7 separate regions of the Homo sapiens genome follow, and regions 1, 2, 3, 5, 6 and 7 are each linked to region 4. The links are chromatin loops, found by intact Hi-C in ENCODE. Cell type or tissue: PC-9. All regions are shown on one strand. Region 1 has its middle 51 kb from the start of GGTLC1. Region 2 overlaps WAKMAR1 (wound and keratinocyte migration associated lncRNA 1). Region 3 overlaps SYNDIG1 (synapse differentiation inducing 1). Region 4 holds the start of LINC02967 (long intergenic non-protein coding RNA 2967). Region 5 has its middle 10 kb from the start of CST5. Region 6 has its middle 36 kb from the start of LINC01721. Region 7 has its middle 130 kb from the start of LINC02967.

The links. Peaks named below come from ENCODE experiments on the same cell type or tissue, not always from the same donor. Only the 100,000 strongest peaks of a DNase experiment are listed, where the experiment ranks them.
Region 1: it touches region 4 in a loop (12-fold over the local background); 38 of 110 quality-filtered maps call a loop at or near these places.
Region 2: a loop joins it to region 4, with 12 times the contacts of the local background. A loop is called at or near these places in 12 of 110 quality-filtered maps.
Region 3: it touches region 4 in a loop (4-fold over the local background); 4 of 110 quality-filtered maps call a loop at or near these places.
Region 5: a loop joins it to region 4, with 14 times the contacts of the local background. A loop is called at or near these places in 16 of 110 quality-filtered maps.
Region 6: a loop joins it to region 4, with 8 times the contacts of the local background. A loop is called at or near these places in 67 of 110 quality-filtered maps.
Region 7: a loop joins it to region 4, with 4 times the contacts of the local background. A loop is called at or near these places in 15 of 110 quality-filtered maps.

Annotation. Positions count from the first base shown.
Region 1 is chr20:23,935,895-23,939,894 of GRCh38, reverse strand. No RefSeq gene overlaps it. Among named protein-coding and RNA genes, the nearest start is that of GGTLC1, 51 kb to the left of the region's middle. RefSeq lists an enhancer at 1,325-1,825. In PC-9, a CTCF peak has its summit at 2,391 (motif pointing left); a DNase peak (open chromatin) is centred at 2,364.
Region 2 is chr20:24,098,496-24,102,495 of GRCh38, reverse strand. The region is part of intron 1 of WAKMAR1 (wound and keratinocyte migration associated lncRNA 1); the gene reads left to right. Among named protein-coding and RNA genes, the nearest start is that of WAKMAR1, 11 kb to the left of the region's middle. In PC-9, CTCF peaks have their summits at 34 (motif pointing left), 1,409 and 1,617 (motif pointing right); DNase peaks (open chromatin) are centred at 5, 1,755 and 3,395; H3K4me3 peaks cover 49 bases; H3K27ac peaks cover 2,491 bases.
Region 3 is chr20:24,473,057-24,477,056 of GRCh38, reverse strand. The region is part of intron 1 of SYNDIG1 (synapse differentiation inducing 1); the gene reads right to left. Among named protein-coding and RNA genes, the nearest start is that of SYNDIG1, 5.4 kb to the right of the region's middle. In PC-9, no CTCF peak of the experiment used is centred here; no DNase peak of the experiment used is centred here.
Region 4 is chr20:24,916,178-24,920,177 of GRCh38, reverse strand. It overlaps LINC02967 (long intergenic non-protein coding RNA 2967), which reads right to left and starts at 1,614. Exons shown (of 3, transcript XR_001754563.2): 1 at 184-1,614. RefSeq lists enhancers at 1,044-1,677, 1,944-2,013 and a silencer at 1,734-1,793. In PC-9, CTCF peaks have their summits at 1,450 and 1,651 (motif pointing right); a DNase peak (open chromatin) is centred at 1,657.
Region 5 is chr20:23,887,852-23,891,851 of GRCh38, reverse strand. No RefSeq gene overlaps it. Among named protein-coding and RNA genes, the nearest start is that of CST5, 10 kb to the right of the region's middle. RefSeq lists an enhancer at 1,797-2,297. In PC-9, CTCF peaks have their summits at 1,729 (motif pointing left) and 1,929 (motif pointing left); a DNase peak (open chromatin) is centred at 1,961.
Region 6 is chr20:24,162,144-24,166,143 of GRCh38, reverse strand. No RefSeq gene overlaps it. Among named protein-coding and RNA genes, the nearest start is that of LINC01721, 36 kb to the left of the region's middle. RefSeq lists an enhancer at 1,417-1,711. In PC-9, a CTCF peak has its summit at 1,584 (motif pointing right); a DNase peak (open chromatin) is centred at 93; H3K27ac peaks cover 1,587 bases.
Region 7 is chr20:24,783,855-24,787,854 of GRCh38, reverse strand. No RefSeq gene overlaps it. Among named protein-coding and RNA genes, the nearest start is that of LINC02967, 130 kb to the left of the region's middle. RefSeq lists an enhancer at 3,611-3,680. In PC-9, no CTCF peak of the experiment used is centred here; a DNase peak (open chromatin) is centred at 2,114.

The DNA of each region.
Region 1 (4,000 bases), 980 kb after region 4:
TTCTAGATATAAGAACATATCATCAGTGAACAAGGGTAATTTCACTTCCTCTTTTCCCATTAGGATGCCTTTCTTGACTTGTTCCAGTTGGTAGAGTGAATGAATTCAACTTTCCCCCATTAAATATGATGTTGACTATGAGTTTGTCATTTATGGCCTTTATTATGTTGAGGGATGTTCTTTCTATGTCTAGTTTGTTAACAGTTTTTTTGTCATGAGTGATGCTGAACTTTTATCAAATGCTTTTTCTGCCTCTATGATATGATCATGATTTCGTTGTTAATTTTGTTTATGGGATCATGTATTTTGTTAATCAGAGGAATAAAAGCAGATTTTTTCCCCTGGAATTCATGCCTCTGACCCCTAGATATTACCATGAACAAGAAGGAGATGGGTAGCTTCAGAAAAGAGGGAGGGAAGGAAGAGAAAGAATGCCAAAAAAGGGGTGAGAGGAGAAAGAGTGGAAGAGAGGACAGAAACCAGGCTTGGCTATAGTGTCACAGGATATTTACAGTGTCACTTTGCCAACTGGAAACTTCTGTGCCTCGTGACACCTCTACTCAGGTTTTGCTTGCACCCACTGGGCTCATTCCACCCACTTGGTCTGTCAGGCTGTGCTCAGCTCACACTGTGGCCCAGATTCCACACCTGCCAAGGGTGAGCCAGGTGCAGAGTGGTCAGGGGTGTGTAAGCAAATGAGCATTGGGTCAGGCCACTGTGCAGAGCCAGACATGTTGACTGCAGTGGGGCAGGCAGCTCCAGTTGCTGGCATAGGCACTGGCTCTGTGTGGGGCTTTGGCTGGACCAGACGTACTGCAAGTGGCTTCCACTGCAGGCACCAGCATCTGGACAAGGGGAATGTGGTGGCACCTGAAAGCTTGGAGATGCCAGGAACCACAGAGCCCCAAACAGGGTGTTAAAGCATATCACAGCCCTGGCTCCCAGAATGGCCACAGCTTTTCTCTCCTCATCACCACAGTGTGGTGAGTTGGGGGGTGTTTCAGCCCTTACAGCTCTTGCAGTCTCGCCATTTGGCAGGTCCTGAGTTCCTGTCCCACGTCCAGGAGGAATGGGGTATGCGTACAAGTGGAGGGTGAGCAAGGTGGAGAGGCGCTTCATTGAGTGACAGAACAGCTCTCAGGAGACCCAAGATGGGTAGTTCCTTTCTGCAAGCAGGTCAGCCCCAGGAGTGTCCAGCTCTCAGTGGAAAGGAGAACCATGGTGTATAGCTCCTTTCCACAAACAGGTTGTCCCAAGGAGTTGAGGAGACCTGAAGTGGGTAGCTCCTTCCCACAGCTGGTAGTCCTGATGTCTGGCTGAGTCTGGCTGAGTCTGGGGTTTTTATAGGCTCCGAATGAAGGAAGTGTGTGCTGATTGGTCCATGGGCAGGTGCAAAAAAAGTACCATAAGTTTTCACTCTGGACCACGGCTTCCACCCAGAACTGACACCCTGGTTCCAAGGCTTCAGGCTGTCCCTGGCTTGAAGGTGGGAATTCACCAGGTATCCACCCCTTTCTGTCCAGGAACCTGTCTGCCTCCCACCATCAACATGCCGTCCATGGTGCCCAGGCTGTTCATATTGAACAGTGCCTGCAAGCCCATGCTGAGCTGCACTCAGCCCCCACCAGCAGCCCTCCCATGCTAGTCAGCTCCCACAGTCCAGAGGGGGCTGAAGTGGCAGAGGGCTGGCCACTCCAGCACTGACAGCACTGCCCCAAGTGCACAAACACCCAGCTGGGTCATGACCGCTCCCAGGCTCAGCTACAACTTTGCTCTGCTGCAGAGCAGGTGCCAGGAGCAGGGACAGGCCAGGTAGCAGGAGCAGGCACTTCTGAACCTGTCAGGGCTGGGGACTTTCTGGGCCCTGAGAGCACAGGGATGCCCAGGTCTGGAGCTGCAGCTGGGTGACCACAGCTATGCCTGGGAGCATGGGGCTCCCACCTGTTCCTGGCCCCCACCAGCTCTGGGGAGCATGCAGCCCCAGCCACACCTCTCCTGCTGCAGCTGGCATCCTCACAGTAGCTGCTCTAGATGGGCCACTGTCACCATCAATAGGGGTATCCACACTTTCATTGTCACCTGCCTTGTGAAGGTCTAGCAGGGGCAGTGGGGAGAGCTGCAGAAATAGGAGGTTGTACCATCCACTGTCAATTGCTCTAATCAATAAAACCCTGCATGCCCAGGCAGCCTAGAGTAGCAAGGATAGAGCCAAGCAGAGGGAACTCTGCAGAACCCAGAACAGCACTAGGGAAGTATTTAGTTTGCAAAGCTTGTTCCTCCAAGGCAGACCCTATGTCAACCCCAGGACTACCTTCAGAGCCTGCTCTCTAGCATGAGGTTGGAGTAGCTGGTGCCCGAGAGGCTGGTCATCCGTGGGTGAATGCTTCCCTCTGGTGGTAACTATGGTGAAGTGGAGGATGCACGCTCCACCTTGCAGAGGTTCTCTGCAAACTCATGAACTGAGCAGAATTTACAGGGCAGGTGGCTGTGGGAGCAGGAATTGCCCTTTAGCTTTGTGGTTTATCTGCCACCTTGGAGGATTTTCTTCTTGTCTTTATCTTTGCATTTGATATTTCAGCATATCATTCTCTCCTTTATTATGTGGGAGGGGGTTGCCCACTCTGCAAGCCTCTTCCCTCCTTAGTTCCCCTGACACCCTCCATCTCTCAGGGCCCAGTGGCTCACCCTTCCCTGCCAACTCTGGCACAGCCCAAGGGTTCTTCTCAGACACCTTCCATGCCACAAGTTGCAGACTGTAGGTTCCTGTAGTCCGTGGTATTTGAGACTAATAATTGCAAATATTTTGATTTTCCAAATATGATTGGCAAAGGAAAAGTTCTACGATCACTATTCCATAATAGAAAGTCATTTTGGTGCCACCCAAAATGAGGCATTGTGAAAATGAAGGATGCCCTGCCCTGCACTCTAGTGAAACCTGACCCCTAGGCTGGATATGAAACTAGCCCAATTGTCCCATAAAACTTGTATTTATGGTTTCTTTTGAATGAACATAGAAATTGGCCCTCTGCCTCTTAAAACTTGAGAAACTTACATTTGTCTTATCTGAGTTCCTTAAGAAACGCACCTTCAGCATCAAGGAACGGAAACTCACCAGATCACCATTCCAGACAATGAGATGCCAGATTCCTCAACCATCATGACTTCTGCTCACCAATTCCTCTTCCTTGACCCTCCCCAATTCCTGTTTTCCTGCAAGTAGTTACATTTCTTCTCTACTATATAAACCCCTTATTTTAGTGGGTAAGAACAATGATTTGAGACTGGCCTCCCATCTCCTCTGCTGTGGCACCCAATGAAAGCCCTCTCCCTGGCAATGCTGGTTGTCTCCATGTTTGACTTTCTGTGCAAGGAGTAACGGAACTTAGATGGAACCCCCTGCATTTTGGTACCAGATTTTGGTTTCCTCACCAGGAAAGTGTTGCTCATGGCTCGGCTATGTGGGGAAGGAGACTTTTGGAAGATTCCCTAAGCTGCTGCCCATCTACTTTTGGCTGGAGGTGGGTTTCAGTCTCCATATGGCCCCACCGCTCCTCGCCCCAATCGGGTTTCTGACTGCCTAGGAAGAACAGCCTTTGAAATCTGACATCTGTGTCCAGATGGGTGAGTGTCTTTTTGGGCCCAGAGAGTGGGATCTGATCCCTCAATTTGGGAAATTCTAAGGGAATTTCCATTTGCAGGTTGGATAAGCGCAACCAACGTAAAGAGGAAAACCGTCTGGCTGTTTCTGTTTAAACATTCTTGAGGCTTGTTTGTTACTGCAACAATTGAATTGTGTTTCGGTGATTGTTCGTATGTGTGTGTTCATATAATCATGGGAAACCAAATTTGATAAACTGATAATCTTTTGTAATACTGTTGGGAATCTGGAGTTTGCTGTTGAATGGGAATGTGGGATGGAGTTGTGTGTAATCAGGCTTTATGTTGCTGTTTTTTGGGCCTGCTTAGTATATGATGTTCTTCCGGGGTGTTGCTTGGCCCA
Region 2 (4,000 bases), 820 kb after region 4:
TGCCCTCTGCTGGCCTGGCATGGCTACCGCCAAAATACCCTTAGTCTGAGATGTGTGCCCCAGTAGGAGTCCAAGGGTAGCCTTGCATTGAGCAACATTTTCACCTAACGACAGTCACATCAGTGGTTTGCTTTCTTTTGTTGGTATAATATGGCTTATGATTTCTGCACACACAGATAAAGACACGTCCTACAAAAACCAGTCACACGGGACTGTGGCGCTGATGGTGGGCTCACACAGTCACAGATGGTCCTTCTATTTTTGTTAATTCAGACATTTTTTTTCCCAGTGCAGGAGTTGTTACAACATGAATTAGGTATAATGAGATTCATGAATTAGATAAGAGGATTTGCTAAGACTTGACTGGGATTGGCTCTAACTTGATTAGAACCAGGAACTAAAGCTGAAAGTAGGAAAAAAGGAGACCTGCGTTCTTTTGTTTGCCTTTGAGATTTTATTGTCATTTTTGTTTTTAACCTTCCAAGTTCACTTGCAGCACATCTCACCACCACCAACAAAGATGACAGAACACTCCAAAGAGCTACTGAGCACACGAATTTAAGGACAAAGAAGGAAGCTTTTGAGTTTGTTTATTTGTTTTAGCATTGATAAATTAGTTTCAGAATTTTGTTTTACAATAAACAAAACACACTTACAGCTATAAAGCACCTGATCATTGAAATTCCTGCAGGAGATAGCATCTTTGTTGTCTTGGGACTTTAGTCCCTAACCCTGCTTTACCTTTGAAATTTTTTTTGTGATAAATGATGTTTTAATAATACAAAGATATTTAGTAATGTGATAATGCCATATTCTCCAGGTCCTTTACATGACCCCGAGAGACTGGACCAGCAGAGCTGCTTTTCTTTCAACTTCCCCTGTATAACCGTTTTCTGCCTTTCTCAGCTCCCTGTAAGCCAGCCCCATTTGTTGGCCCAAGCAGGATTTAAATGTATGAGCCTTAGTCTTTCCCACTTGGCCCAGGCTCCCAGATTTGACTTAGAATTAAGTCTCACTTCTTAACCTGGATCTGGTTCAGGAGACCCCTAAACTCCAAGTCTCTGAGCTGAGGCACCCAAGAGAAAGACACGCAATGGGATATCATAGTCTTATAGGATATGCTGCCTTAATTAACAAATGCATGATTTAAAAAAGTCAGTAAGCCATACTATGGAAAACTATTCAGCAATACAATGAGTAGAGAGTTAATACAGGCAACATTTGGTGAACCTCAAAGAAATTACAGTAGTCTCCTCTTCTTCTTGGGAGATGTATTCAAAGTCCCTCAGTGGATACCTGAAACTGGATTGTGAAAGCGATCAGTCAGAATTGTGTGAGTGATTGTTTATTAATAGTTGACACTTTTTTCCTGACAGGTAACTGGAGACTGGCACAGAGGAGGCACCCAATGGCACTGATTATTCTTGGCCAATATGGCTGGAGCCATAGAAGGCTGATCTTGCCTAAATTTGCCCTACTTGGTGTTGAACAACTTCCCCTACCTGCTTTCTGGGCCTTGTCTTCCTTTTGAATGATAAGAACTTTGCAGTCATATCAAGTCCATTTTGATGGTCATTTGACTCCAGGCCTCCTTCTTACTCAAAGCAGTTTATGTCACTGTACAGTGCATGTACTGCACACTAGGGGGCTCCATAACGGCATCCTTTGGAGTTGTGCGGTGCATAACAAGCACAGCCATCCATGGCAACCCTGTTAACACTTGCCAATCCACTTTCCAAATCAAATCGTGACCTGTGTCCCCCAATTTCACACAATCAACCCTTCCCCCTTCCTGCTTCTTGGGTATTTGGTTCTGGCCTGGGTTTCCTGCTTTATCTGATAGACCGATTAGGCCTTTTCGTGCCCCTAGCATGTGGAAATTAAGCAGAGACTACTCCTGTCAGTCACTGTGACTGCACACCCAGCTGCCCTTATTGACTCATCCTCAAATGCTGGAAGAGGCCCTAAGCCTGGCAGACATGTAATGCAAAGCTCTGAAACTCACAGACAACTCATTTATTTAACAGGTGCCACTGGGTGCCTCCTCTGTGCCAGTCTCCAGTTACCTGTCAGGAAAAAAGTGTCAACTATTAATAAACCATCACTCACAATTCTGACTGATCACTTTCACAATTTCTAGCTTTCGGAAAGTTTTTATGAAAGTAATTATCACTTTCATAGTTTTAGCTCATAACAAGCAGAGTAGCAACTGTACAGAACTTTGCTTAAATGCTGCCTTAATTAACAAATGCATGAATTTAAAAAGTCGGTAAACCATACTACGGAAAACTATTCAGCAATACAGTGAGTAGAGAGTTAATAGAGGCAACATTTGGATGAACCTCAAAGGAATTTACAGTAGTCCCCTATTATTCTTGGGAGATGTATTCGAAGTCCCTCAGTGGATACCTGAAACTGGATAGTATTGAACCTTATGTACAATGTTATTTAATGTGTAATTTAGGCACAGTGCTCTTGCACTTTTGAGCCATTATTATGTAAAATAAGGGTTATTTTAACATGAGCACTATGATACTGCAACAGTCGATCTGCTAACCAAGACATCTACTAAGTGACTAACAAGTAGATAGAATCTACAGTGTGAATATTATAGACAAAGGGATGATTATGCCTAATTTTATCACACTACTCAAAACAGTGCATGATTTAAAACTTAAGAATGATTTCTGAATTTTTTAATACAGTGTTTTCAGACCACAGTTGACCACAGCTAACCAAAACCATGGAAAGTGAAACCACAGATAAGGGCTCAACTAATGTAATGATACGAGAAAGCCAGTGTCAGGTATGACAACTTATATACATGGCGAAGCTATTGATCTCTCCACCTATCCATCCATCCATTTGTTAACCTAAGAAAAATGGCACTAGAGAAAATTTTCTCTAATTATGTGGGGTTTGCTCAGAAATAGAAATAAGGATTATGATCTGGAGTGCATGGAATGGCAAGGCACCAGCACATCCAGTGAGGGAAGAGTAAGGAGGGCTTTCATTAGCAAAAAGAGACCTACGTAAGCTGCTTGGAAACAGAGTTCACTGGTTCCAGAAGTTCAAAGCAGAGTTGCTGTCATTTCGTTGGTAGAAATGCTGTTACTGGGAAAGTGTTCTTCTGAGAACATCTTTTCTAAATCACTGCAATCCTAAAGGATGTCTAATGCTGTCAATGTCACTTGAGAGTAAAAAAAAAATTAAAAATATCTAGTAATAAATCTTATCAAAGCAGATGATACACGAAGGATGAGAAAGGGTCTTTTGAAAGTCCTTGTCTTATCTCGAACAGGTAAGCATGAGCCTCCTCTCCTTCTGGACTTCCTGGCCCTATTTTGTCTGGGTCTGGCAAAAGTGATTCATCCTGGTATCTTCAGCTTTCACACATGCATCCCCGTGGGAGGAGGGTGTTTACTGAAATCATAGCATGAGCTGCCAACAAGGAATTCAGAGGAACAGTCTGCTGGTTCCTGTGTATGCAGTGTCCATTTTCCTTCTTCTTTCTCCATAAAATTTCTACCTCCTTCTGTGAATTTCCCAGGGCTATGTCTACCTTCTGTACCACAATGTACAAGGAATAAACACAAAACTGTTCAGTCATATTCCCCAGACCTTCGGATCCATTAGCCTTGTATTTGTTGTTTTAGTTATTCTCCTCCACACCCACCCCCACCATCAACTACCCAAAAAGTCCAAATTTGCATGCTAGCCTGCCTTCGAATCCTTTGGGAATGGGCTGGGATGCCCGAGAAAACTATGATACATCTAAAGGAGATGCCTGCACAAATGATAGAATGGAAGACCAACATAAAACTAGGTCAGGGAAGCTACTGGCATGTGAATTTTAACATCTATTATTCTGCGTTCACTTTTTTTCATTAAAAGATTCCAGGAGTCAGGCAAAACTGGGGGCACAGAGTTAAAGTCAAAATGCAGAAGGAGGCCGGGCGTGGTGGCTCACCCCTGTAATCCCAGCACTTTGGGAGGTCAA
Region 3 (4,000 bases), 440 kb after region 4:
GTCAACAGATACATTTCATGTCTATGGTTCTAAAATAGACTGTGATGTCCTCAAATATATCTAGGGCTCCGATTTACAGCTAATACACCTACACCCAGAACATTCAGATTAGCAAGTGTACCAATGAATGTTACACAAGAGGACCCACAGGAGCAGGGCCATGGCAGATGGCAGAAGGACAGAGATGCAGCTGGACAAATGACTCTCCTTGCTCCAGGCTACTTTAGTGGGACAGCTGTGCTGCAGGCTGCAGGGTCCTTACCAAGTCCAGAGCAGTTAGGAGAGGCTTCCAGCAGAGCCTTGATGATCCCATTGTGAACAAAGTGTGTGATACTTAATATCCACAGTTTTTTTTTGTTTTTTTTGTTTGTTTGTTTGTTTTTTTTTTAGTTGGAGTCTTGCTCTGTCACCCAGGCTGGAGTGTAGTGGCGGGATCTCGGCTCACTGCAAGCTCCACTTCCCAGGTTCACGCCATTCTCCTGCCTCAGCCTCCTGAGTAGGTGGGACTACAGGTGCCCGCCACCACGTCCGGCTAATTTTTTGTTATTTTTGGTAGAGATGGGGTTTCACCGTGTTAACCAGGATGGTCCTGAACTCCTGACCTCAAGGGATCTGCCCGCCTTAGCCTCCCAAAGTGCTGGGATTACAGGCGTAAGCCACCGCGCCCGGCCAATATCCACAGCTTTTAAAGATCAGGATAATAATGAAGGGCAGAGAATAAACTTAGAAATAACAAAACAGATTATTCCCCTTGACTCAAAGTTAGCTTTCAACAAAAACCTGTCTTTGTGAGGAAATTTAGTGTATTAAACTATTATTAGAGTACTGAAATGAATGAGCTGTATCTCTGGGTTTAGTATATAAGAAAAAAAACTGTTAAGATACTATGCACATTAGGCTGGGCACAGTGGCTCATGCATGTAATTCCAGCTCTTTGGGAGGCTAAGACGGGCAGATCACTTAAGGTCAGGAGTTCAAGACCAGCCTGGCCAACAGGGTGAAACCACGACTCTACTAAAAATAGAAAAATTAGCCGGGCATGGTGGAGTGCGCCTGTAGTCCCAGCTACTTGGGAGGTTGAGGTGGAAGAATCGCTTGAACCCGGGAGGCGGAGGTTGCAGTAAGCTGAGATTGTGCCACTGCACTCCAGCCTGGGTGATAGAGTGAGACGTCATTTCAAAAAAAAAAAAAAAGATACTATGCACATTAATTAGCTCACAGTTCTCTGTTGTGGAGCCACTTGTCACAAAGGCACTATGGAAACGGTGAGGAATTGGGAGAGAAAAGTAAAGCCAGAATCGTACACAGGCAAGAGATGTCTGAAAGCATTCCAAGACTAGGTTAGGATTGGTGGGACTGCCCTGTGCAGGGTCCTCTCCAAGGTCCTCACAAATACAGGGTTTCCATGGGAGATCTGAGGCAAACGAGTGCCTCTTACAGTCAATCCATGACAGTCAATCATCTATGACTACAAGCCCAGGCCAGCCCCTGTGCTTAGACAGCATGTCAGAAACCACGCACACTACCTATCACATTTCAACTCTTTCAACTGCCCTACTGGTCCTGTGCCATTATCCCATGGGGCACTCGACCCATAAGGACAAGGTTTCTTATAAGGGAGACACATGGGTGATGGGCTGAGGCTGAGATGTCAGACATGAAGGTTGGCTACAGAAACACATAGGCTTTCTTAAATGCACTTTTAGAAACTGCAAATAATTAACAATGGAATTGGTACCAATCTTTTGTAGGATGAGTTGGGCTTCCCTGGGGGCTACCCTAAAGCTAATGCCTCAGGCCACTCCCCAGCATGGCTACTGGGTTTCCACTGGGAAACTGTCCCAGGACTTAATCCCATTAGCATCTTCAGGAATAAACTCCTGCATCTCAGACCCATGCTAGCTGAGGGTCTGTACCACCAACATGTGAGGACCAAGATCATAGGAGGAAGTTAAAAACTGCCTATTGTACTCATGACAGAAGAGTGAGTTTCTGTAACATTTCATTTATTTGCTTTTCTAAGTGGGGGCATGGGGGGTGGTTCCAAGTGTATTTGAGGTAAGATTACTGTATCTCCCTTTCAGAAAGATCTGTAGTTTAAAGTTGAGGCAATGGAATAAAACTTTTGTGGTTCTAATTATCTGAAATGTGTTTGCTTTCTGGTTTTGTTTTGGGCACTGAAGTTTTCTGAAATAGAGGAAAGGTAAGGAAGAAACAGATGGAGGTAACGTGTGAAAGCGGGCGCCTGCCCAGTGAGGCCAAGTGATAGATTACAACTGAACTTGTTGGAGACCTAAGAATTGTTCAAAATAGAAATTTAACCTAAGTGAGCCGTTCTTGAAAGACGCAGTTTGAAATCCACGCAAGTACTCTCTCCTTCAGACTCATTCTCTAAATGCCACCCCAGTATTTAAAAATGAATGTTATTGACAAAAATTCAGTTAACAACTAAAAACCAAGCAAAAAGTTTTTCACACTGAACACGGATTGCAAGGCCCATCTCTCTGAAATAATGCTAACTGAACTCCTAAATTCTTTTTATGCGACTAAACAGGCAAGGTTATCCCCTGGGTTGTGCCTTTGGAAACAGCTTTTATTTTTATTATTTTCTACCTGTGTTTAATGTTTCCTGGTTCTGTTATTTTTGGTTCTAGCAGTTATTTTTGATCCTGAAGCTTATCTGTTGTTGTTCTTTAGAGTTTCTATTTTCCTTTGTTTTTGGTAGTTTAACAGGTCATTTATCAAACAATAGTTTAAGATGATTTACAGTTTGTCATCCAACCATGCTTGCATCTTGAATCATCACATATTATAAATGGAGGGTGGTGGTCTGTTGGTAATCTGTTTTAAAAATGTTTCCATCTTAGAGAATGCATCATGTAAGTTTTATAACATAATATGAATCTAATTTAGTTATGCTAAGGATAAATTTCATAAGCTATTGCTCACATGCCTTTCCTATCCATTCCTGTAAATCTTTAGCCCACATGGCTATGTACACACCCTGGGTACATTCCTGTGCATGTATCCATCCACCCCAAGTGAGTGCAAACACACTGTCCCAGTCCTCACTCTTGCTGATGGCAGGTTGTAGGCTCCAGACTCTGGGTTCTGCTGCTTGCTAGTTGAATGATCTTAGACAAACCACGTCACTTTTCTGAGACCATTTCTTTTCAACCATATTCTTTCCAGGATTTTGAAAACCAAGCGTTAATGTTGTCACAGCTTGTTAAATGAAAAAGACACTGGATTGAGGACACTTCATTGTCTCAATGTTTCTCTGGGTAAATTTGTATTCACATGGCATTCTGAGAAAACAAATGGGACCTTCCAGATTCTGGAGCCTATGTCTGCTCATGGCACTCGGGAAAGGCCCAGGGGGAAAGAGGGAGTAGCCTGGAGACAGGAGACACTCTGCACGCCTGTCTCCCCAGTGCGTCCCTCCCCCACTCCCCGTGCAATCCAATATGCTGCCTGGACATAAGCAAAGCAACCATGAGGGCACTGAATCATAGCTGGTGCCCGGGTTACTTCATCTGCTCTTTGAACACAAGTTTAGGATCTCTCAGGAATCATTCAAAATGGGCATCTTGCACAGAGAATGCTGAGAAACCACATTTGTTCAAACCTCCTGCCGACAACTTCATTATTCTAATTCTGGTGACGTGGTTAGAGACCTGGTCAGCCTATCTCTAATGTTTTGAATACTGCTTTGTAGAGATTTTGACACCATGCCCCTAGTGTAGTGATGCCGGGTCAAGAGCTAAGGCTCCAAAAACTTCTATCAGTGCACTGCCCCAAAATGACCTTATGCAACTTTCCACTGATACAAGAGGCTGTTTTGCTAGTCATTTACCCCTAGTGTTCTGCTGGTGTTGTCAAATTAACACCCCACATACTTCAGTCCTTGTCACCTTTACCCACTCATTCAAAGAATTTTGCTGATAATGTGACATCTGTTCAAACTATGGGCCACAGCGGTACATTTACTCTGAGATGG
Region 4 (4,000 bases):
CAGAATCAAAACCAAAATCAGAGCATCCAGAAATCCAAGCCAGGTCAAAACCAAAACCAAAGTATCAAGCAATTCAAGTCAAGTCAAAAACAAAAACCAAAATGCCAGTACAGGCACACCATGGGTGATCAGGCCACGCTTCCACTCAAATGGAGTGGGGCAAGTTCCAAAGACCAGTCTTACCAAGTTTCAGATGTCCAGACTTAAAGTGCCAGTTCCTTCCTGGTGTTCAGCCACTGCGTTGATCCTCCATGGGGGCCTGCCATACACTGCTCTGATGAGGCGTTCCACAGGGGCAAGTGCCTACCCGGGAACGCTCTCAGGATCCACGTCGCTCGAGCTGGCCGGAGTCCCCCGCAGGGATGCTCCACAGGGCAGGCCTAAGCTGCCTAAGGGGCTGACTCGACCATCCAGTAATCACCTCGCTTCCCGGTCAGGGAACCAAGAAATGTAGCAGGATGAGCCGCAGACAAAACTCCTCAGACCCGGATTAAAGAAGGAAGAGAAGGAAGAGGTTTTTATTCGGCTGGTAGCATCGGCAGACTCAAGTCTTAAGAGCTGAGCTCCCCGAAAAAGAAATTCCTAGCCCTTTTAAGGGCTTACAACTCTAAGGGGTCCACGTGAAAGGGTCATGATAGATCAAGTAAGTGTGAGGAACGTGACTAGGGGCTACATACATCAGCTAACAGAACAAAAAGTTTTGCAGTGCTTTCTCATACAATGTCTGGAATTTACAGATAACACCAGTAGTTTTGGTCAGGGGTTAATATTATTATTATTGTTTTAACCACCAGGGCCAGGTGGCGGCGCCAAGGTCGTCTAGCTATTTATCTTACTTCTGTTTCTTTCCAACTTTTTGCTTTCTCCCTTTTCTACTGTCTTATAAACTAGGGAAAAGGGGAGGTGGGGAAGCTGGGAAGGACAACAGGAGAAGTGGTGGTCTCATTCCATAAGAACACTTAAGATCCTATGTAGCAATGTTCAAGCAGGTGTACACTGTCACTAACTAGAGTCACCACGTTGTACAACAGATCTCTTGAACCAGCTGTGTCTTCATTGAATCCTATCATTTTACAGACAAGGAAACGGGCATGCAGAGAGCAAGAAGTTGCCAGAAGTTACGCAAGGCTGGGGATCAGGCCCCGGCAGCATGGTCCTGGCTCCTGGGTCCTCAAGGCTGTCCGCCTTGTGGGCAAGGACCACTCAGGCCCCTGCTGGGCCCAGGCCTGGGATTGAGTGACCCGTGAACTCTGCCTGCAGACGCCAACTTGCCAGTGGGGTGGGGGTGGCCTCTGGCTGTGGCCTGCGTGTGCCAGGAGACAGAAGGGCATCGCTGATCCAGGAGTGTGCACAAAGTGTGCAGGGCAGGAGTGAGGTGGTCTCAGGAGTCTCATGTGTGCATGAGAGAGACTTTTTCTGTGCAAAAACAATGTATGAAAGAAACACAAAACCTCCTGGGGCAGATTTCCAGAGAAAGAGAGGAGTCAGGGGGAGGTGGCGTTCACTACCTTTCTGTTCTGTTTGCACTCGACTTCTAAAAGTCAGTGGTGGTTTTCTTGCTGCTGGGCTGGAAGATCTTTTTCGGTCTGTGTTTCTCCATGAAGAATGCAATTCAATTTCTCCAGACTGTTGCGAGCCGAAGGAGAGCGTCGGCCACAGGGTGGCGCTGTGATCCCAGCCATGAGCACGGCCCGGCCTGAGCGCATTTTCCAGCTTTCCGTAGGCCCCGGCTGGCTTCCCTCTTCAGCTGTGAGACCTTGGCAGCGCCCCCGCCCCCCTCCCCTGTGCCGGGACCTGCCCCAGTCCCTAGCCTGCTCCGCAGCGGCGGTGGGGACCTCAGTCGCCCTGAGCCCTTTCCGGGAAAATGCAATTTGGGGCATGAGACAGGGCCTCTAAACCGCAAGGCCTTCTGCGATTTCAGTTATGAGTCCGTGGGGAAAATCCTGCAAATAAATCTCCCAGGCTTGGCAGGCCCCTCACCCACCCACCGGGCCTCTGGCGTGGAGAATCTCGGCGTTTGGGGGTTGGAGGGTTCCACTTAACTTAGCTGCACGGGTCACTGCAAAGCTTAGTCCTGGAGCCACCATCCCTTCCATCATTCTCAGACCTTCTGAGGCCAGGGATCGGGACCACGTGGTGGGGGCCTGTGGCCACCAGGTCTGGGATGCTAGCTGGGGGATCCGAGGGTGGGGCCTGGCATCATGGAAGGCTCTTCCTTCACATATCTGGAGTGGCGCTGGCTGCTGGCTGGATCTCGGTGGGCTGGGGTGGGAACGCCTCCACGTGGCCTGCCTGGTGGCCACCTGGGCTTCCTCACAGCCTGGTGGCCGGGCTCTGAGCATGAGAGTTCCCTGGAGCAGCAAGTGGAAGTCATCCTTTTTTATGACTTAGCCTCGAAAGTCACCTAGTATCACTTTTGCCAGAATTGCAGACCCGCTCAGATTCAAGAGATGGGAAACCAAGCAGACCCCACCTCTTGGTGGGACAGTGTCAGGTCCTATCACCAGAAAGCAGATGGGAGGGACGTACTGGTGTGGCACCTTTGGAACGTCATCTGCTCAAGTGTGTCCAGAGAGAATTAAAGTCTAAGCCTCCCAGGAGGGCTCTCGGTTCTTCGGAGAAATGCCATTTCCAGCCTCTCTAGCCCTCACCATTCCCCACTTGCTGGCCACTGGCAACTCTCACCCCTGATACTGACCCAGCCACAGAGCTGCTGCTCACCTGTGTCAGCTGCAGCTCCTCCATGCTGAAAAACAAAGCCAACCAAAACTGGAGAACCCAACTGGAATGGTTTTAAACAGTAAAGGGATTTCTGAAACTCCTACCTGGAGAATCTAGCAGTAAGTGAGCTTCATGAACCTGCGCAGGGGCCGCCTGCTTCCCGCAATGCTGGGCACAGCTGGGGCAGTGGAGACTGTGGTCCTGCAGTGCCCGGTGCAGGAGGGGCCGGCCCATTCCAGCTCATGCAGCGATTCTTCTTGGCCCACTTTGGTTCAGTTGCTTTAGAGGTGGGCAGGGATGGAAGGTGGCTCAGTCAGCGTCTTGTGAAAGACTTATGTTCTATCATTGTGGGAGAAAAGTATCTACCCCTCTCTCTGTCCCACTTTCCCTCCCATGGATATGTATGAAGCTGTGTGTAGCCCCTAAGCTGCTGACAGCCTTTTTGGTACACAGGGGCAGCCAGGCTCAGGAGAAGCTGGAAGGGGGAGAATTGTAGAGACTCAGTCATGACAAACCCCTAGATCGAGCCCACCCTGAAACTCACTTACCACTAGATTTTCCAGGTAGGAGTTCCCATAAATCCCCTTACTGTTTAAGATGATTCCAGTTGAGTTTTCCGGTTTTGCTTTCAGCATGGAGGGACTGTAACTGACACAGATGAGAAGCAGCTCTGTGGCTGGGTCAGTATCAGGGGTGCAAGTTGCCAGTGGCCAGATCATCAGGAACGGGGGAGGGTTGGAGAGCCTGGAAATGATATTTACTGGAAGAACTGAGAGCCTTTCCCAGGTGATGGAAGACAGGATTGAAGGTTAGAGCTGATGACAGGGGTTATGCATGGTCAGTTCTGAGCAGGCAAAGGTGGGGTTGGTCCTTGGAGGCAGATGAACCTGCCTTGCTGTGCCCAGCACTGTGGTGTTCACCCAGGGATGACTTTCAGGTCTTGTGTGGCTTCCCTGCTACCTACAGTGGCCAGTAGAAAGACTAAGTTTGAATTTCAGATAAACAACACAAAAATATTTAGCATAAATATGTCCTATATATTGCATAGGATGCGCTTATACTAAAAATCATTCATGATCTGAAATTCAAATTTAACTGAGCATCCTGTGTCTTTATCTGTGAAATCTGTCAGCCTACCTTTCGGTAGCCTGGAGAACTTTATAGAAGGTTGAAGTGGCTGGCTCTTTATGTGGGCTTCTGTCTTGTGGAGTTGGGGAGCTCACAGCTTGGAGCCCTGGGGGGCCAGCCTGACCACCATGGCCAGCCTGTGGGTTCGGGC
Region 5 (4,000 bases), 1.0 Mb after region 4:
CATGTGGCAGGGGATATGGGTTTCTAAACATTTTAGAACCAGAGAAACAAAATCTGAGGGTGGAGACCAGCAAAGCAGTGAAGACTTCACAGTGGATGTCCACATCAGACCTCTGTAGGGAAGATCCAGCAATGTGGGAGCTGAGAAATAAAGTGAGTCTTCTCTTTCATTGATTGTAGATAGTTCTGAGAAGAGAAAGCAGATTCTCACACCCTTCTATCATGTTTCAAAGCCAATTACCACCTTTTTTCTATAAAATATAGAATTAGCATGACTATGTAATCACATGAGGTTTATAAAGGGTGTGGCACAATGTCCAATGCAGAACAGCTACTGACAGACACCTGGCAGTGATGCTGAAGATGATGATGGAGATGAGAATGGTATGCTGGAGATGAAAATGGTGATGGTGATGATGGTTTTGAAGGTGATGATGATGGTATGGTGGTAATGCTGGTAATGGTAATGATGGTGATGGTGTTGATGATGATAGCGGTGCTCATGATGAGTATAATGATGGTGAGTATACTGATGGTGATGGTGGTAGTGGTGATGGTGATGTTGATGACAGCAGTAATGTTGGTATTGATAATGGTGATGTGATTGTGATAATAGTGATGATGGTGGTGGTGGTGGTGGTTATAATGGTGGTGATGATGGTAGCTCTTGTAATGATAATAGTGGTGATGGTAATAGTGGTGAAGTTGGTGATAGTGATGGTAGTAATAGTGGTGGTGGTGATGGTGATGACGGCAGAGACGGTCGTATTGATAATGATGATGATGGTGGTGATGATAGTGATGATGATGGTGATAATGGTGATGGTGGTAAAGATGGTAGTGATGGTGGGGATTATGGTGGTACTGGTTTTGATGGTGATGGTCTTGGTGGTGGCAGTAATGGTGACGGTGATGATAATAGTGATGGTGATGGTAGTGATGATTATGGTGAGGGTGGTGATGATGGTGATGACCATGATGTTGAGGTTATGGTGATGGTGATCATGGTGGTGATGGTGATGGTGATGATGCTGGTGATGATGATGGTGATCATGGGGGTGGTATCAATGGTGATAGTGGTAAAGATAATGGTGATGGTGGTAGTGATGATTGTGGGGATGGTGGAGGTGATGCTGGTGATAGTGATGGTGGTTATGGAAGTGGCAATAGTTGTGAAGATTATGGTGATATTGATGATATAGTGGTGATGGTGGTGATATGATATTTGATGTGAAAAGATAAAGCTCTTTGATGCAGAATATAAGCACGAGGCCAGAGCAGGTATCATTAAGGGTTTTCCTCTGTTTGCAGGCTCATCAGATCTGGACTCAGGTGAAACTTGTCCTCAGACACCTTGCCTTGGATGGGAAACTGTTTTTCATTAATGGATCATGTGTTCTTCTTAACCACAGCAGCAAACGTGGTTTTTCCATGGTATTCACGCCTCCAACTGACTAAGATGACCATGAAAAAGAAGGAGATGGGTAGTTTGAGAAAGGGGCAGGGAGCAAGAGAGACAGCACCAGGAAAGGGGTGAGGAGGCAGAGTGGAAGAGAAGATAGAAACCAGACTTGTCCACAGGGTGTCCACACGTTCATTGTCACCTGCCTTCAGAATGTCCCTGTCTTCTGAGAGAGTCACTTCTGGGCCTGTCTCTCCTTTCTGGAAAGATCCAGCAGGGGCCCTGGGGAGAGCTGCAGGAACAGGAGGCTGTGCCATCTACTGGCCATTGCTCTGTTCAATAAAACCCCACATGCCCAGGTAGCCCAGGGCAGCGAGGACAGAACCAAGCCGACGGGCCTCTGCAGAACCCGTACGGCACTCAGGGAGTGCTTAGTTTGCAAAACCCCTTTCTCCAAGGCAGATGCTATGACAACCCCAGGGTTACCTTCAGAGACTGCTCCCCAGGGTGAGGCTCGAGTAGAGGCACCCGAAGGGCTGGTCATCCGTGGGTGAATGCTTCCCTCTGGTGGTCACTGTGGTGAAGTGGAGCATGCAGAACCCAGAGGTTCTCTGCAACCTCATGAACTGAGCAGGAGTTACAGGGCAGGTGGCTGCAGGCACAGGAATTGCCCTGTAGCTTTGTGGTTTATCTGCCACATCTGGGCATTCTCTTTGTGATGTGTTCATCTTCACAAGTGATGTTTCAGCATATCGTCCCCTCCTTTATCATGGGGTGAGGAGGTTGCCAACTCTGCAAGCCTCTTCCCACTTAGTTCCCCTCAGACACACTCCATCTCTCAGGGCCCAAAAGCTCACCATTCCTGCCAACTCTGACACAGCTCAGGCATCATTCTCAGATACATTCAATGCCATGAATGGCAGACTTAGCTGGGCATAGTGGCACGCACCTGTAGTCCCAGCTACTCAGGAGGCTGAGGAAGAATCACTTGAACCCAGGACGCTGAGGAAGAATCACTTGAACCCAGAAGGCGGAGGTTGCAGTGAGCCAAGATCGTGCCACTGCACTGAAGCCTGGTGATAGAGTGAGACTCCATTTAAAAAAAAAAAAGGCTAATGTTTTCTTTTTCCAAATATGACTGGCAAATAGGTACTTAAAACATTTTATAATAAAAAGCCATTGTGGTGCCATATTCATAATGAAGTCCATCAGCAAAAGGAAGAAGACCCTCCCCTGCACTCTAATGAAATCTGGCCCCTCTAGGCTGGGCACAGGGGTTGACATTTTAGATCCACAGTCTGGCATGTATGATGTCCCAAGAATCTCCTGAGGACAGCTCTCGGTTCCTTCCTGAGAGGTGACCATCTGCTCATCCTCATGTCTCCTCTAGTTCAGTAATTTTCATGGCACGTGCTCAGACCAGGGCTGGAGTTCTGTTCTTTCCTCCCCACTATGCCCTCACCCCAGCCCTCAGCAAGTCCTGTCTCGCTGCCTCTCACAGACATCCTGAGTCTCCTGTGCTCCACCTCCCGACCACTGCACGGGCCCAGGTCACTGTCCTCCCTTTCCTGGGTGACTGCAATGTCCTCCTGACTGTTCTCCACCCTCCCATTCTCACCGACTAGAAGCCTGTTCCTTCCTTGAGGCCATGCCAGCCTTCTAATAACATATAAGGTGTCATGTCATAGTCCCGGTAAAACCTTTCAAAGGCTTCTCATTAGAGTTGGAATAAAGTATATTCAGCATGATGCATATGGCCTGGCAGGAACTGACATCTGCTCATCCCCAGACCCAGTCTCTGTATCTCTCCTGCCTGCTGGTCCTTGATGATCAATTCAGGAGCTTCCACAGGTTAAGATCATTTTCTCCTCAGGGTAAGTTCATGCTGCTTTTTGGCCAGAAAATCCCCACCCTTGGGTTTCTGCAGCTGGCTGCTTCTCCTCCTGCAGAGTGCAGCTCCCATGTCACATCCCCAGAGTGGTCTTTCCAGGTCACTCTTTCTAGGTTAGGATATCATTTGGCTACAAGCTGGGTAGAGGCAATACTGTATTCGTCCCATTATCTGTAAAGTGCCTATGAACAATCCCTGGACCATAGAAGACTCTGAATATACATATTGGATGAAATGCCTTTATGGACGTATCAGAGACTTTCTCAGTGGCAATGAGATAATGTCATGTGAACATCTTACCGGCAGCATCTGTGAGGTTGTGTTAACTCTACAACTATTTGTTATAACTATCATTTCAATGGCAAGAGTTAAGATGACCTTTGGATCTTTTGAAAAATGACAAAAGCTTGGGATCAAATATCAAAATGCAACTAGGGAAGGATAAGAAATCACCCTAGGGAGGGTGGCAGGAAGCACAGGGTGTCCCAGAGACAGTGTCCTGGAACCCAGCCAGCAGAGCTTCCACCAGCAACACTGTCACCCTTTCTCCAGGGCTTCTCTGTGCCGAGCAGTTCAGTAAGGACCTGGTATGCATTGTCATTTTGTTCTTCACATATCTGCAAATAGAGAAGTGTACTCTTGCTGATGAGAAAATAATTCTTGACATACAGCAGGCACACCATACCTCTCTTTTGACTGAACGCACAC
Region 6 (4,000 bases), 750 kb after region 4:
ATCAGATATCAGGGGCGGGGAGTTCTCGCTAAATTGACAAAGCAGGGATTGCTAAAACAGATGTCACAAGGAAGTGTAGGAGAAGGTTCAGAAGCCCTAGGAGAAGGTTCAGAAAACTGACTAAAGTTTGGTCAAGCAGAGAATCTTTGTCATAGGTGATCATCCAAACCAAGGACTCAAATCTGTTTGATCACATCCTGCTATGATGAAACACACTCCATGTGTCTACTTAGTGCTTTATAAATGATGGCCACAAACTCCTGTACCCTGCATACCTTGTACTCAATACCTTGTGAAATATGCATTACAATAAAATATTTAAAAGGTTGAGATAAAAATAAAAGCATGTTTTATTACTTTGTTTACCCTGATGGATCAACTTGAGAACACTGCCTTGGAGTATTCTTTTGGGTGTTCTTGGCACCCAAGCCAATTGGCTGGACCTGCAGGCAGCCTCACGGAAGTGAGTGTGGGAGGCCAGAGACTGACCATGCTGCAGGCCTGGTTCAGATCTTCTCTCTGGGGCCTGAGTTTATTTGGTTTCCTTCTTTTCATTTTTTTTTTTTTTGGTTCATTTCTTTTGTTTGTTTTCCATTCTAGACAAGCTCTGAAATGAAACAATACCAGGCCAGTACTATATCCCCGGGAAATGTCAAAATGAAAAATGATCTCCTCTCAAGCTTTTCTTTTCCAGGCAAAATAAGCTCCCTTATTCTGAAACGTCCTCACTTCTCCACCCTGTGAAAAGTCACAGGGTGGAAAGTAACAGTCCAGTTTCTCATCGATGACGCTTCCTGGAAGGAACTGTGCCCTGGGTCTGCTTTGGGCCTAGACTGTGCTTAGAGAAAAAAGGCCAAGTTTATAACATGTTGCTCCTTTGTTTTCCTGCCCCACCCCTAATTCCTCCATCTCTAGCAAGCAGGAGATGAGGTGAGGAAGCCTAAAAATTAGCATTTTGTTTTCTGCTGACATGGTGGCTGATTGTGTGTTTTTTAGACACAGTTATTCAGCTGAAGTCATGGAATATTGACACATGGGGCAAGCTTCGTGCAAGAGTTTCACCTCTCTGACTGTGCCGATAAGGGTATATGTTAACACTCATTCATATCACATTTGTTTTCCTGAAACTCAAGGAAAATTAAAGTATCAGAAATCAAAACTTTCCTATGAACTGCACAGCCTATAATCTCCCAACTGGGGCAGAGGAAATTGTGAGCGCTCAAATCCAAACCAGGCAGTGCTCGCTGGGTGTCCAGGCAGGGTTGGTTCTAGAAGCATGAGCTGGTCTCGGAGGGCAACTTTGTGCAAAGTCCTTTCAACATGGGAGAAAAACTAGCACATATACAAATGCAATATTGGAAATTACTTTCTATCTTTATCCTGTCTTGTCTTTATTTGTGAAATGCTGAAAAACACAAAAAAGTAAGACAATCATAATCCCAGCCAACCCTCAGTGGGGAGCAACTTATCAGGAGTGCATTTATTTTGCTTTTCCTGAAGCCTTCAGTGTCCTGGAATCTAATATTGAAATCCTAACCCTTCATTCAACAAGGAAACGACCCTGATGAATTCCAGCAGCAGGGGGCACCAGAGCCCCAGCCGCGGGCAGGCGCACCTCAGCAGTACTGCTGAGTGGGTTCCAGGCCACCACAATAAAGAGAATCCCACAGGATTTATTTTTGTTTCTCAGTGCATATAAAAGATATGTTTACATTACATTGTAGTCTACGTGGTGTGCAATCACATTTTTCTAAAAAAACAATGTATATATCTTAATTTAAAAATACTTTATTGCTAAAAAATTGCTAACAATTATCTGGGCCTTGAGCAAGTCATAATCTTTGCTGGTGGAGGGTCTTGCCTCAGTGTTGATGGCTGCTGACTCATCAGGGTGGTGGGTGCTGAAGGTTGGGATGGCTGTGACGATTTCTTAAAAGACGACAGTGAAGTTTGCCACATCAGTTGACTCCTTTCAGAAAAGATTTCTCTGTAGCATGTGATGCTGTTTGATAACATTTCAATAGCATCTACCTACAGTAGAACTTCTTACAAAATTGAAGTTAATCCTCTCAAACCCTGCCACTGCTTTATCAGCTGAGTTTATGGAATGTCCTGAATCCTTTGTTGTCATTTCAACAATGTTCACAGCATCTTCACCAGGAATAGTTTGCATTTCAAGAAACTATTATTTGTTCATTCCTAAAATGAAACTCCTCATCTATTCAAGTTTTATCATGAGATTGTAACAATTGAGTGCATTTTCAGAGTCCATTTCTAATTCTAGTTGTCTTATTATTCCCAGCACTTCTGCAGTGACTTGCTCCACTGAAATCTTGAATCCCTCAAAGTCATCCATGAAGTTTGAAACCAACTTCTTCCAATCTCCCGTGAATATTGTTATTTCCATCTCCTCCCCTGAGTCATGAATGTTCTGAATAGCATCTAAAACGATGAATCATTTCCAGAAGGTTTTTAACTTACTTTGCCCAGATGCATCTAAAGAATCACTACCTATGGCAGCTGTAGCCTTACAAAATGTATTTCTTAAATAATAAGACTTGAAAGTTGAAGTCAGTTTTTGACTGTAAAATAGGTTGTGTTAGCAGGCAAGGAAACAGCATTAATCTCCATCTCCATCAAAGCTTTTGGGTGACCAGGGTCTCTGATCAATGGGCAGTAACAGTTTGAAAGGAATTTTATTTTTTTCTGAGCAGGAGGTCTCAAAAGTATACTTCAAATTTTTAGTAGGTGATTCTGTAAACAGATGTGCTGTCATCCAGGCTTTGCTGTTTCATTTATAAAGCATTGGTGGAGTAGAGTTAGCATCGTTCTTAAAGGCCTTAGGATTTTTCCGAATGGTAAATGAGCATTGGCTTCAACTTAAAGTCACCAGCAGCATTAGCCCCTAACAAGAGAGTCAGCCTGTTCTTTGAAGCTTTGAAGCTAGGCATTGACTTCTCCTCTCTAGCTATGAAAGCCCTAGATGATATTTTCTTGCCAGAGAAGGCTGTTTCATCTGCAATGAAAATCTATTGTTTAGTGCAGCCACCTTCGTCATTTATCTTAGCTAGATCTTCTGTATAACTTCTGCAGCTTCTATATCAGTACTTACTGCTTCATCTTGTATGTTTTGTAGGTGACTTCTTCCTTAAACCTCATGAACTTACTTCTGCTAGCTTCCAACTTTTCTTCTGTAGCTTCCTTACCTCTCTCAGCCTTCATAAAATTGAAGAGAATTAGGGTCTTGCTCAGGATTAAGCTCTGGCTTAGGGGAATGTTGTGGCTGGTTTGATTTTCTATCCAGGCTACTAAAACTTTGTCCATATCAGCAATTTGACTGTTTTTCTTTCTTATCATTTTTGTGTTCCCTGGAGTAGCACTTTCAGTTTCCTCCTAGAATTTTCCTTTGCATTTACAGTGTGGCTAATTTCTTGCAAGAGGCCTAGCTTTTGGCCGATCCCAGCTTTCAACCTGCCTTCCTTACTAAGTATAACCATTTCTAGTTTTTGATTTAAAATGAGAGATGTACAACTCTTCTTTTTACTTGAACACTTAGAGACCATTGTTGGGTGGTTCATTGGCCTGATTTTAACGTCACTGGGTCTCAGGGAATTCGTAGCCCCGAGGAGAGGGAGAGAGACGGGGAAAAGGCCAGTCAGTGAAGCAGTAAGAACACTCCCAACATTAACGATGTGAGTTTGCCGTCTCACATGGGTGTGGTTTGTGGTTCCCAACAACAATGATAAAAGTAACGTCAAATATTAATGATCACAGATTACAGTAATAGGTATAAGAATGATGAAACAGTTTGAAGTATTATGATAATTACCAAAATATGATAGAGAGATATGAAGTGAGCACCTGCTGCTGGTAAATGGTGTGGATATACTTGGATATACTTGTACTTGGTTGATGTGGCGCTGCCACAAGCCTTCAATTTGTAAAAAACAAACAAAAAAGGCAATGTCAGTGAAGCTCAAGAAAGTGAAGCCCAGTAAAA
Region 7 (4,000 bases), 130 kb after region 4:
TGGGGCCCGGGCTCCTGTAGCCTCTGCTCTGCATGTAACTAACACCACGTGACATGGTGTCCTACTGAACACTCTGGGTTCAGGGGTCAGGCTGACCTGCATTTAAGTCCAGCCATGTGCCCTGGTGTGAGGTACAGAAACTTCTCAAGCCTCAGTTACTGCAACTCTGAAATAAGGCAACACAAATACCCATCACCCAGGGCTATTGAAGCAGGATTCCGGAGCCTGGTGCACACATGCTTAACTCTAGAAATAGTGTCTGTTTCCTCTTGACCAGTGAAACGGAGACATGGAGGGAGGGAGTCCTCCTGCATTGGAGAGAAAGAGACACAGGAAAGACCTTAAAGGTGATGCTTGTGTCAGGGAGGGGAAGAAGGGCTGGAGGTGGGGGCGAATGTATGGGGAGGAATGTGTGGTCATATGTGCAAAGAAGGACTCTGGATGTCATGGGGCGTGGGCCCACTGCTGTGGGGGCTGCTGCTCTCCCAGGGTAAGTCAGCTCCTACAGACTGCCCACCATGCAACGGCTTTATCAAGAGCGGTCATGGCCTCCATCCACCAGCCCGGCGGCGATGTCCCTGAGAGGGGCACTGGGTGGTGGCCTGGGGCAGCACTCCCTGCTTTGGGGCTCCTGTGGAGGCATGAGAGGGTATCAGCCTTGACTTGATCATGGAAGCAGAGGGATAAGCAGGCTTACACGGCCGGCAGCAGCACCTCACTTCTGGGGGTTTTGATATTCAGTTCCAGCTTGAACCGCAGAGACTTCACAGCCAGTGCCAGGGGACCCTCCACCCTAACACAACCGTGTTCCCCAGAAGCAGGCCCTGGTGCAAGACTTTGGGCACAGCAGTTTATGTGGAAGGTGATCCCAGGAAGCACAGGAAGAGGTGGGGAGAAGAGGCTGGGCGGGGGCAACCCATATAGGGTGAGGTTCCTGCAGGGGACTCCCGGGAAAGGTCATGGAGCACACAGCAGCCGCTGGGTCCTGAGCATGCCGCTGTCAGGCCCTCATGCCCCGAGTGCTCTCTGAGCAGCTCTGTGGGGTCAGTCAGGGGCCTGGAGGAGACCTGCTTCTCATGGAGATGCGGGAGGACGGTGGGCCCAGGGCTGTCCTGTGAGTGGGCTGTGAGCCCACAGTGAAGGCAGATGGTCTGGCCAGCCCACCAGAAAGGGGGTGTCTCAGGCTGCATTTGCCCAGGGCAGACCCCAAGACAGGCTTTGGGATGAAGCATTGGTCTGGAAGGGGTCTCAGGAAGCAGCTGGAGAAGGGGGCAGTGAGGGAGGAAGGGGCAGTGATGGCGAGTGAGGGTGGGAGTCAGCCACCTAGCTCTGTGGTCACTGGGATTGAATCCTGCTGGGGCCTCGGGGGACGGGGAGGCCCTGGGGGAGGCATGAGGGAGCGCTACTCCTGTCTACCCTGGGTCAGGCCCACTCCCAGGGATGTTTGTGGCTGCCTTGTCTGCGGGCAGAGCAGGTTCCAGGTTTCAGAGAAAGCCCCTGGGCAGAGAGAGGAGGTGCTGGCTGCCGGATGCCCACCAGCATCTGGTCCTTGGGGCGGCCCCATCGGCCCCGTGGCTCACTTTCCCTCCTCTGCTTCGGTGGTTCTTCTCCCTGGAGGGCAGGGGAGTGCGCTGTCCTGATCCTGTCTCTTGCTAGCCCTGCAGTGTGGGCAGCCATGTCACCTCTGATAACTGCTCCCCTCACCGGGCTGCTGAGGGGACAACACCAGACAGCACCCGGGGCATGGGTGCTCCACAGATGCCAATCTTGGGTTGTTACTGTCTCCTCTGGGCTGGAACTAAAGAGCCAGTTGTCCTGCAATCAATTTCTGGACCCTCCATGAGTGAGGAAGAGCAAGGAGTGACTGCAGAAGCTGCCTGCGCCTCTGCCTTTAAAATGAGAAGGGAAGAGGATTTCCTAGAAGTGCTTTTGTGCAATCAGCTGCCTCTGGCTGACAGAGGGTGGAGGCCAGGTTCAAAAGGAGAAAGACGTGTCAGAGCCTGGGCCCATTCCCTCCACTGATCCCTGTGCCCTTGGGTGAGTGGGTACCTCAAGTCTGGCTTTTGAAGCCTGATGAGGACTCCACGTGGGAGGGGCGCTTAGGCATTCTGGTGATTCCAGTGCCCGTCCTCTCCTTCTCATGAGGAATTGAGAAGGAATGTGTGTGGAACGCTGGTCCCAAGCCCTGGCCAACCTGCCTGCAACTCCATGTGCCTCCCAGCAGCAGATGGTTAATATCCAGGAAGTGCAGATGAATTTTCACATTAGACCAAATGAGACAGGATGTCACAGAGTCAGAGAGAAGCAATTTGAGAGTTGTTTGCTGTGTTGGACGCTGGTGCTATTCTCTCCGTGGATCTAAGCTGAGGCTGTCTGTGGTGTGAGGGGGTGGCCTGGGGGGTAGTAGGTACTGGAGGACATGCCCCACATCCCTATGACATGAGGTCAGGGTCATGAGTGAGATGTCAACTTCACTGGGATATAGCCCTGAGGTGAGGGAGTGGCTGTGGCCGAACAGAGGGCCCACTCTCAGGCCCCAGCCTTCCCCACTTCCCCGGCAGTCACTGCCAGAGCCATTTCTTGTGCCTGCACTGGGACGGCTGGAGGAGTCTGCTCAGTAACACCCCACCTGCTACTGGCACCATCATGTCTGAGGACTAGCCCCTCAGTCTTTAGATCTCCTTTTCCCTTGAGGTTGTCCCATGTCTTGACCTTCTCTGTGTCCACATCTGTCCTTCTCTCTCTTCAGCCACATTGGAATTTCCATGTTATTCTTATGTGAAACTGTTGGGTCAGTGTACAAGGAGCACAGATTACTAGGTGGCAGTCTCAATATCCAATTCAGTGAAACTATTGTTGGGTTTCTTGGTGGAACATTCTTCCCTGGGGAGCTAAGACCTCCAAAACAGCTGAGCTTAAAGCTGTGTCAATGGGAAGCAAAAAAAAAAAAAAATTGTTGCAGAGGGTAACAAGTGAGAGAAGCTGCCATCACATGATTCTCCAGGCCACATCTGTGTGGATTAGAAACCCGCTCCTGATACAAAATACCGGATGTGTCAAAGCTAGTCAGGAAACCAGAACTCAAACACACCATTCTAATACAAAGACTCTAAAATAAGGAAATGGTCAAGCAGATGTTGGCACCAGGAAGAGCATGTAGTGCCCAGCTGGGCATTTCAGGCTGTGTGGTGGGGAACATTGTCCTGAGACCTCCAGCATAACCAGTCACTGTGCTTATTTCACTGACTTAAGGCACAACTAGAGAGTCAGGGTGTCACCTGAGCATCTGCTCTCTTGTTAGATTAGCTGGGAGTGGTCTTCCACTTGAGTTCAACCCAATCCTAGTGTTAATAGCTGTTGTTTATTGAGCACTGACTCTGTGCCCAGTATTGCATTCCCATATTTCCATCAACAGCCTTAAAGAGAAGGCACTACTGCCCCGATCTGAGGAGAGGCAAAGCAGAAGAGGCAGAGCTGGTTTGTGGGGCACTGGAGCAGGAGGCACAGGTGGCTTTCAGAGGGCCTGGCAAGGTAGGTGTGTGTGCTGAACAGACGTTAAGATGGCTCAGGACCTCCTCCTGGTGGTCACGTCTGTGTGTGGTCCTCTCCCCTGAAAGCGGATGAGACCTGTGCCTTGCTTCTAACTAGAATACACAAAAGTGATGGCATGTCACTCCTGTGATTATGTTACATTATTTATTTAAGACTGTCTTGCTAGCAGACTTGCTCTCTTCTCAGTTGCTGGATTTGGGGAAGCAACCTGCCACGAGGTGAGAAGGCCTATAGAGAGGGGGCTGCCTGGCAGGGGACTGCAGACAGCCTCTAGGGCCTGACAGTGGCCTCCAGCTGATAGCATGAAGCCAGGCCCCTCAGTCTTACAGATGCAATGAAATGCATTCTGCTGACACCCCGAGGGAGCTTGGAAGTGGATCCTTTCCCAGTCCAGCCTCTGATGAGACTGCAGCCCTGGCCACTGCTGGGCTGCTGCCTGGTGAGACCC